Regions from separate parts of the Homo sapiens genome. Here region 1 is linked to region 2. Evidence: chromatin contacts called from ENCODE Hi-C or POLR2A ChIA-PET data. All regions are on one chromosome and are shown on one strand. The core of a region is the stretch at or near the end of the contact, and the rest is flanking DNA. Distances in the headings are between cores, read along the strand shown. Region 1 holds the start of HHATL-AS1 (HHATL antisense RNA 1). Region 2 holds the start of ZBTB47 (zinc finger and BTB domain containing 47).

Region 1 (4,000 bases), core at 961-3,460, 49 kb before region 2:
GTGCCCTCCCCTGCCACCCCCCTCAGACACAGTGGAGCTGGCCTCAGGCTGTCCAACCACAGATCCATGGGACTTCCCTAGCCCTCCACCCCTCTTGCCATTTCCGCACACCACACTCCCTGCAGACCCTGCTGTGTGTGGGTCACCCAGGGAAGGCCTCACTTCTGAGTGTGAATCCAGCCTTTCTGGGCCTCTGGGGGTCAGGGTGTCTGTGGCTCTCTAATAGCCTCTGTTTATGAGCAAGGCTCTTGTCATGGAGTGAATCACCGGATGCCCCCTGCCACCCCAGTGAGGGCCAGGGCCAGCGGTATGCCCATTTTACAACTGAGGATCTGAGGCCCTAAGAAGTGGGTCACACCAGCTCAGGGTCAAGTAAATTGGCTGAACCTGTGTTCTTAACTCTGGGGTCAAACCACCCTGTCTGCTCCCTTGAGCCATTTTCTTGGAGCCTCGTGAGGGCCCCAGTGTGGGTGCACGGGGTTGTCGCCCCTGCAGGGCAGTCAGTGCCAGGAGCTTACAGGGCTGATCCAACTACTTGGCTTCCTCATGTGCCAGGTCCTTCTTCTCCCAACTGCGTACAGTGGCAACATCTTCCCTATGGGCTGTGGTGACATTAAAAAGTTAATCCATGTACATCCTGGCTACTATGATTAACTTACTCCTAACAACCTTTGACTACCCCTCCCTGAGGAAGCCCTCCTTAACCCTGAAGTCTGGCTCAGGTATCCTTCCCTTCCTGATGCTGGCCTCTCTAGTGCCCATTACCCACCACAGCTCTAACCCAGCACCCACACTGTGCAGTAGTCACCATTCATGCTTCTCAGGGTCGGGGACCACAGACACGGGCCTCTGTGTCCTGTGTGGAGTGTGTAGGTTGGGCGTCTCCTTGCTGTTCTCCAGGCCAGCGTGTCTATGTGCTCGGGAGGCAGCTCCCTGCCTAAGTGCAGTCTCTCCCCTTCCTGGGCCCTGATGGGTGGGGAGCAGCACCTCCCTCCTGCCTCCTCAACTGAGCCTGAAGCTGGGGTCATAGGATCAGCAGGGGCTCCAGGAGCTGTCCTGTGACTGATCACAGCCACAAAGCTCCTTCTACCCCCGAGAGCCTCCCCACAAGCACACAGGTGAACAGGTCCCCCTAGATAGCACAGACACATACAGCTGCCCGAGACTTGGCCTCAACCGAAGGGGCACTGTCAGAGGTTCTTAATCTCAGGGGCACCTTCAGGATGCCCCTCCCCTCAGGTATCCAGGGCTGAGGCCTTGGATGCTCCCTTCCAGAATGAGGGCCCTGTCCTACCAGGACTCCCAGTTGGTTAGGAACACACCTGTCTTCCTGTCTGCCTCCACTCTGCCACCGAGAGGATACCAGCCATTCCAAGTACCCACAAGCCTTGCCAAGTGACCCTGCTAGCACCCCTCCATCCAGGACACTCCCTATGGGACAGGGCTGACTTATGGGGATCCCTCTCAGCCACATGTCCCATGCCAGTTCCAGTCCCATCAGGCAAGTCAGCCCTCCCTCAGGCACTGATGCATGGCCAGCCAGGACTCACGGCATAATGAAAAGGACCAGGTCATGGGGCGAGACAAGTCTGCCCTGGGATAGCCCTTAGGAGGTCATATGTAAAGGTAGGAGCTGGAGTCCCTGGAGCCCAAGCATGAAAGTGTTTGCATGTTGTGACTGTGTGTGTCTGTGGTGGGGGCAGGGCTTACAAGCCTGGAGAGGCTGGTGGGACCACCAGGAGTCTTCCTGGAAGAGGGAAGTCCTGGGTAGCAGTGAGAGAGAGGCACAGGCTCTCTAGGAGCCAGGGGAGGCAGGCTGAAGAGAGGCCCAGGTGTCCCTGTCTGAGCCTATGCTACTGGACACCCTCCCCCCACCCAGCACCCGCCCCCCTTCAAGGATCCTCCCTGCGGCTCCCTGTGGCCAGCAGCTCTGCAGCACTCGGCTCTGCTCCACTCTGCTCAGCTCCGCTCCAGGAAGGCCACCTCCTCCTCCCCCTCCTCCTCCCGCTGTCACCACTCACCGCTCATAACCTCAAGGGGGTGGGGACCCCAGGGCTGGACACACCCCACCGTGGCCCCAGAGCTCAGCCGGTCGCACGGACGGACAGTTGGAAGCCGGACCCCAGAGCCTGAGGTGGGCAGTGTGCCAGGGTCCCTTGCGGCCTCCTCAAGGTCAGTGCCAGCTGGGGATGCAGCTACTCTGGGGCTCTTGAGACTTGTGGGGCACACCCCAGGCCCTCATCCCAAATCACAGGCCCCAAAAGGGGCTTTACCCCCGGGGCATCTGGGGCAGGCAGGACCAGGGGAAAGGGTATGCCCCCGTGTCCACAGGCCAGCCCTGGTCTGGGGGTCTATCAGGAGAGGCCCCAGGCTGGGGGCCAGCTCCTTGCAGAGGCCTCACTGGGGACACCCCGCACCGGCCATGGGGAGCTAAAATTGGAAAGTGGCGAGTGGGAGGCAGCTGACAAAGCTATTTCACGGGCTCTTCACCATGCTCCGGTTTCAAGCTCCTGCTCCATTAACCTGATCCCCAGGGCCTCTCCACCCCCACCCAACTGATGAGGAGGTGCCTCCACCCTCAGGCCGACAGCACAGCCATCAGGCTGGCAGCCTCTGCTGTGGGCAGGGGCAGTGGTGGTCTTCTCTTACCCCAGATTCCAGAGGGGGGTCACTGAGAAACCCAATCCTGAAGGGAGGCAGGCAGAAGTCTGTCCCAGGTCTGCCATGTGACCTTGACAGGTCCCTGCCCCTATCTGGCCCATGACCCCTCCATCTGTACGAGGAGACCGTCGGCTGCTGGGGGGCCCAGGGGAGATGGCTACAGGGCTGGGGATGAAGATTTAGGGGAGGATCAAGGGTGGGCAAAAGGGCCACATCAGCCACCTCTTGGCCCCGTCAGCCCAAGAGTTGCCTGGACATGTTCCCTGCTTCCTCCCTTTAATTTGGGTCCTATGTCTGTATCCATGGAGTCCTTGGGAAGCCCCTGAGCCAGGCTGAAGCGGGATAGGAAGGGTAAAGGTGCTAGCTGAGCCGTAGTACGGCCCAGCAGTTCTCCAGGGGACAAGCTAGGCCCCCGCTGGAGGGAGTGGTGAGACTCAGCCGGGGCCTGATTCTGGTCAGCACCTTGGACAGCAGCCAGTGCCCTCCCTGGCCCCGCCTGGCCCCGCCTGGCCCCACATCCGCTACTCCTGGGCACCTCCTCAAATAGCACAGCCTCCAGCTGGTGCCCAGGGCCTGAATACACAGAGCGCTGAGAGAGTGGGGCAGTGTGGTCACGGACACAGGCAGGGACTGGGATGTGACAGGCTGGAGCTCAGGGACTTGTTGGGGGAATGGGGGTCAGTGACAGGCTGGAGGCTTAATGCGAGGATGGAGGCTTGGCTCTAGGGGCAGCACCTGGGGTGGTCATGGGATCTCAGGGAGGGGAGTGGGAGTCAGAGAAAGGGTCTTAGAGAAGCTGGGGCTTTGTGAGGAGCTAAGGGAGACTCACTGATCGAGGTGGGGACCCTGCAGGCAGAAACCTGACTGTAGTGATAGAGGTGGGGTTTCTCCGCACGCAGGTCATGGGGGCCTTGGCAGGAGCGGTTTTGGCAGAGGGTGGGGCCGGTGCCTCTGGAAGGTATGAAGATGTAAATGAAGGTGAGGGAGGCAGGCTGCGAGTGAGGGCTCTGCGGGCAAGAGCCTTGATGGGTGGGGTGGGGGCAAGAGCAGCAGCTGGGATGGGGCACTGGTGTTCGGTGGCCTGTGAACTGTGGGGGGCACAGGGGCAGGCAGAGTGATGGTACAAGGTCCCCAAGGGGCTGGAGGGGCAATCTCTCTTCAGAGTGGGTCCCCACTGGGGTGGTGGGACCATGAGGTGGGGCTAGGCTTGGCTGGAGACTGTAATTCCCTCACCCAACCTGTCTCCCCAGCCCTGTCCAGGCTATGGGCATCAAGACAGCATTGCCGGCGGCTGAGCTGGGCCTCTACTCTCTGGTGCTGAGTGGGGCCCTGGCCTATG
Region 2 (3,977 bases), core at 1,410-3,909:
CCAGCTCCGCTAAGACCACCCCTTCCTTGCTAGACCCCACATGGCTGGATTTCTGAGCCTTTAATGACTTAAAAAGCGAGAACATCCCGCCACCTGGAGACCAGCCGTGCTTCCCCACACTCACCACTATCCCCTCTACCTGCTCCCTCCTCCCTAGAGCCACTGCACCTGCAGGTCAGTGAAGGATCAGGGTACAACTTGGGTTGCAACAGGGGCTCCTTAGGGCCTCCAGGGGCCAAAGACTGGCAGGAGAAGTGGCTTGGATAAGGGTTTGCTGAAGCCAGGCCTGTTGGGGGAAGTCCACCCCAGGCAACAGAGCCCCAGATCTCTCTGCTCTCCCTTTATGGAATGCCCTCCACTGCCCACCTGTGCCCACCTGCCACAGGGAAAGGGCAACCTTCCCATGTGCACTTTGGCCTCTAGGCCAAATGAGGCCTGACTTTGGCCCTCTGGCCTCTCAGCAGGAAAGGAGGGGAGTGCTTTCTCAAACACTCCATTGCTAAGGTAGTACTCTCAGCCAAGGCAGCACCATCCTTGGCCCTTGGGGGGCCCTAAACCTCATGACCTGATTGGACTCTCTTGACTGGGCACAGAGATGCTGCCCGAGTCCACAATTGGCAGCCCCTCAGCAGGGTTCAGCCACCCCCATGTCTGGCCCCTCCCACACAATGCCCACCAGCTGTGCTGGCCTCCACAGCCAGATGTGCTGGTTCCCGGAAGCAATGCGTGCCCCTCCCCATCCGGCTGTGCCAGCTGCAGTCCAGGTCACTCCAGCCTAGCTAAGATGCAGGACCAGGGAGGTGGTCAGGCACTCTGGTTGCCAGGGGGTTTCATGCCCTCAAACCCTTGCCCCAAGTCAGGCTGGGGATTGGCCAGGTGCCAGACATCTCTCCAGGCTGCTCACCCAAGTCAGAGCCTTCTACACCTGAGGGGTACCTTGCCTCACTGATGAGAAGCCTCATCTCTCTACCCTGCCTCAGAGCCTCCCTGGAAGGCCCCATGATGAAACCTGGGGAGTCCATCTGCGCCCCCCTCCCATGTCAATTCTTTCTATGCTGGGCAGCAGTGGGGGGGCCCAGACTGAGCAAGGGGGCACAGGCTCATGACCTCTAGGCTCCTCCTTTTGGTGAGGGAGTGTCCATGCCAGCCTCCTCTGTGCACTTACCTCCCCTCTTTCCCTTGGAAATAGACCCAGAGAGGGCGGGGGATCTGCCCAAGGTCACACAGGAGTTGGTACGGGAGCTCTGGGTGTCCTCCCACACCCCCTTGGCCCGGGTCATCCCGAATCCCCAGGCAGGGCGGCTCCAGCGCCCACGTGGCCCAAGGCCCAGGCGGGAATCCGACTCCCTCTTCCCCCCATTACCCAGCCCGAGGGCGGCGCCGTCCGGGCGCAGGGGAGCGCCCCCCTTCGCCGGTGCCTAGCAAGACCTCAGCCTCGCGCGCCGGCGCCCCCACCACAGGAATTTAACCCCCTCCCCACCGAGAGCAGCGCCACAGCGCCGCATTCCCGGCCCGCGGGACCCAGCAGATGGAGCCGGGAGACCGGGGGAGGGGGGAAGATCCCTCCAGCCCCTCCACCCGGGCCCGCGGGCCGTGTGCCTGGGAGGTCAGAGCTGGCAGGTGGGCGGATAAGCGGGGGGACAGGCAGGGCCCTGCGTACCATGGTGCCGTGGCGCTGGGGGCTCACAGGGCCCCGCGGGATCGCGCTGCCCCCGGCGGCCAGGCCAGGGCCGCTCCATGAAGCGCCGCGCTGGGGGCCGCCCCCGCGCAGGGCCCCGCGACCATGGCCCCCGGGGGCGCGGCCAGGCAGGCGGAGGCGCAGGGCCGCGGCGAGTCCAGCGCCAAGCAGCTGCGGCCCCAGAGCCTCGGGCGCGGCGGGCGGGGGGCGCGGGGCGCCGATTGGAGCCCGCGCGTCAGCTGGGGCCGCCGTCTGGACGCTTAAAGGGCCAGGCCGCCTGCGTGCCGGCGGGGGGCGCGGACACGCGTGGTGTGCGCGGTCCCCGTGCAGCCCGCCCTGCCGCAGGCTGCCCTCCACCCCCAGCCCCAGCTCCAGCCCCCAGCCCGTCCCCACTGCTCATATCCGAGCAGATAGACCCCGGCCCCACCCTCCCGTGCTGAGCCTCCTTTCTGCCGGGAAGTTCGTCCGGGAGTCAAACATCGCTGCCCTCCGGTTGCGCCACGGAGGGGGAGCCAGGATAGGAAGCTGCCGTGAAATCAGGAAGCTGAGCGCGCCGGGCCCCGGATCCGAACAGAAAAGGCTTCCACCCGCTCCCCTGAGGGATCCCACGCTGAGGGACTGAACCCCGCACCCCAGCCGCGCTCACCACCCCCACCCTCTCGCCTGGGCTGCTCTGACCTGGGGGTGAGTCTGGGGTCCCCAACTGGTCCAGTCCCCCATCCCTATCCCAGGGCGGCGCAGGGCTCATTTTGCTCTGTGCCTCCAGGACTTGGCTCCAGTGGACCCATACCTACCTGGCGGCCTCATGCTGCATAGGGCCACCCAGGGCAGGAGATTTAAATCCCAGGACTACAACCGCAGCGATCAAATCATCTAAGGTGACTGGCCCAGGGCCAGGAGACAGAGGGACCAGAGGAGTAGGGACCAGAGGCCCAGGCCCCACTGTGCCCCTCTAGCCGTGTGACCTGACCACTGCTGAGTGGCCCCCTTGCTCAGCCTCTGCTGGGGAGATGCAGCCAGGCTTGCGGAATGCTGCTCTGGCATGGACACCCGTGGGGGCAGGGGGCTGGCTCTGTTGGCAGGAGGCTGTAAAGGAAGGCTGCCAGGCTGAGCAGGCAGCAGGGTGGGGACCACGGGGCACTAGACCTGGCAAGGTCTGGATGGTGACTGGGCCACCATTGTAGAGGAGAGGCCTCTGTGGACATCCCCTCCTCCTACCCCAAGCTCACTACTGCCCATCCTGGGTCACTCTCATGTTGCCCCCATCCTGATATTCCACACCCCTCCCCACATATGTGCGCTTGTGTTTACATACAAGTCCATGTCCAGCTGCAGCAGTATCTCCTGGGTATGTTGTCCTACTCACGAGTGGGCAGGAACTCTGGCGCTGGCTCAGGGTGACTTGGTTCTAGGTGCCAGAGGAGAAATGGAGGAGAGACCAGGGTATTAGGCAGGTGCTGTGAAACAGCCTGATGGTCTGTCCTGTAAGATTGCAAGGGCCTCCTCCCCCACCCCCACTCTCTGCCAGAATACGTAGGGCCTCAGGATAAGGCTATCCCAGAGCTAGGGAGAAAATGTCTCAGGGGCCAAACCTGGGGCATCTGGAAGCCCCTGGCAGCTGCTGCAGACATCCTGTACCTGCATGGGTGCACAGACAGCTGGCCCAGCTCCCAGAGGCCCCAGGTTAAGGCCAGGCCAGAGCAGCTTACATGCTTCTGACCAGCTAGCCCGCTGAGGGCTGCCTTCTGCCTCTTCCTCCCCAGCCCACTTCCTCATCTGACTCACAGTGGATCCTAGCACCGGCCCAGGAGTTAGTTAGGGAGGGGCTGTGTGCCCATTGGTTGGATAAGGACTCTGAGGCTCAGAGCGGGACAAATCACTTAGGCATCAGCATCAGGAGCCAGGGGAAGGGGAGGTGGGGAGAAGGGACCCCTCCACGGGCTGGAAGAAGCCTGGCAGAGAGAGCTGCATGGGACATTGCTAGGCCCACTGCCAAGCCAAAGCTTGACAGAGGGTGTGGCCAGCGTGACTGAGGTAGTGATGCTGGCCCTATGGGGCCTTGCTGGGGCCTTAGCTCCAGCAGTCAAGCTGCAGAAAGGGCTGGAGGTTGGGTGAGAAGGGAGGGGACAGGTGGTGGGGAGGCACTCAGTCTCCCTGAAGGCCTCGGCTGTTCCCCTCTTGCTTCTCTGGCCTGCAGCTCATCAGCTGGGGAGTCCCAGGGCAGAGCCTGAGCTCTGTGAGCAGCTGTGGGCACCTGGCAACACTGGACCTGGCAGGAAGGAGTGGTTTGAAGAGCTGT

The links. Hi-C counts contacts between places; a loop is a spot of excess contacts on that map. ChIA-PET counts read pairs that join two places held with the same protein, here RNA polymerase II (POLR2A). Pooled maps may share reads with other maps.
Region 1: a map of dorsolateral prefrontal cortex shows a loop between it and region 2 (5-fold over the local background). The contact joins the promoter of HHATL-AS1 here to the promoter of ZBTB47 in region 2. A Hi-C loop is called at or near these places in 14 of 168 maps with a recorded cell type or tissue (Right ventricle myocardium inferior, astrocyte of the cerebellum, breast epithelium and 7 more) and 9 of 50 pooled maps. POLR2A ChIA-PET finds 5 or more read pairs at or near these places in 5 of 52 experiments (Caco-2, H1, WTC11 and 2 more).

Annotation. Positions count from the first base shown.
Region 1 is chr3:42,700,751-42,704,750 of GRCh38, reverse strand. It overlaps HHATL-AS1 (HHATL antisense RNA 1), which reads right to left and starts at 2,210. Exons shown (of 3, transcript NR_146957.1): 1 at 2,022-2,210; 2 at 519-602. It overlaps HHATL (hedgehog acyltransferase like), which reads left to right and starts at 1,953. Exons shown (of 12, transcript NM_020707.4): 1 at 1,953-2,172; 2 at 3,912-4,000. The coding sequence starts at 3,925. It also overlaps a transcript of CCDC13 not described here. RefSeq lists a silencer at 3,168-3,237.
Region 2 is chr3:42,652,379-42,656,355 of GRCh38, reverse strand. ZBTB47 (zinc finger and BTB domain containing 47) reads right to left here and starts at 2,659. Exons shown (of 6, transcript NM_145166.4): 1 at 2,473-2,659. ZBTB47-AS1 (ZBTB47 and NKTR antisense RNA 1) reads left to right here and starts at 1,968. Exons shown (of 3, transcript NR_125400.1): 1 at 1,968-2,362. RefSeq lists silencers at 1,559-1,638, 1,679-2,038 and an enhancer at 2,044-2,685.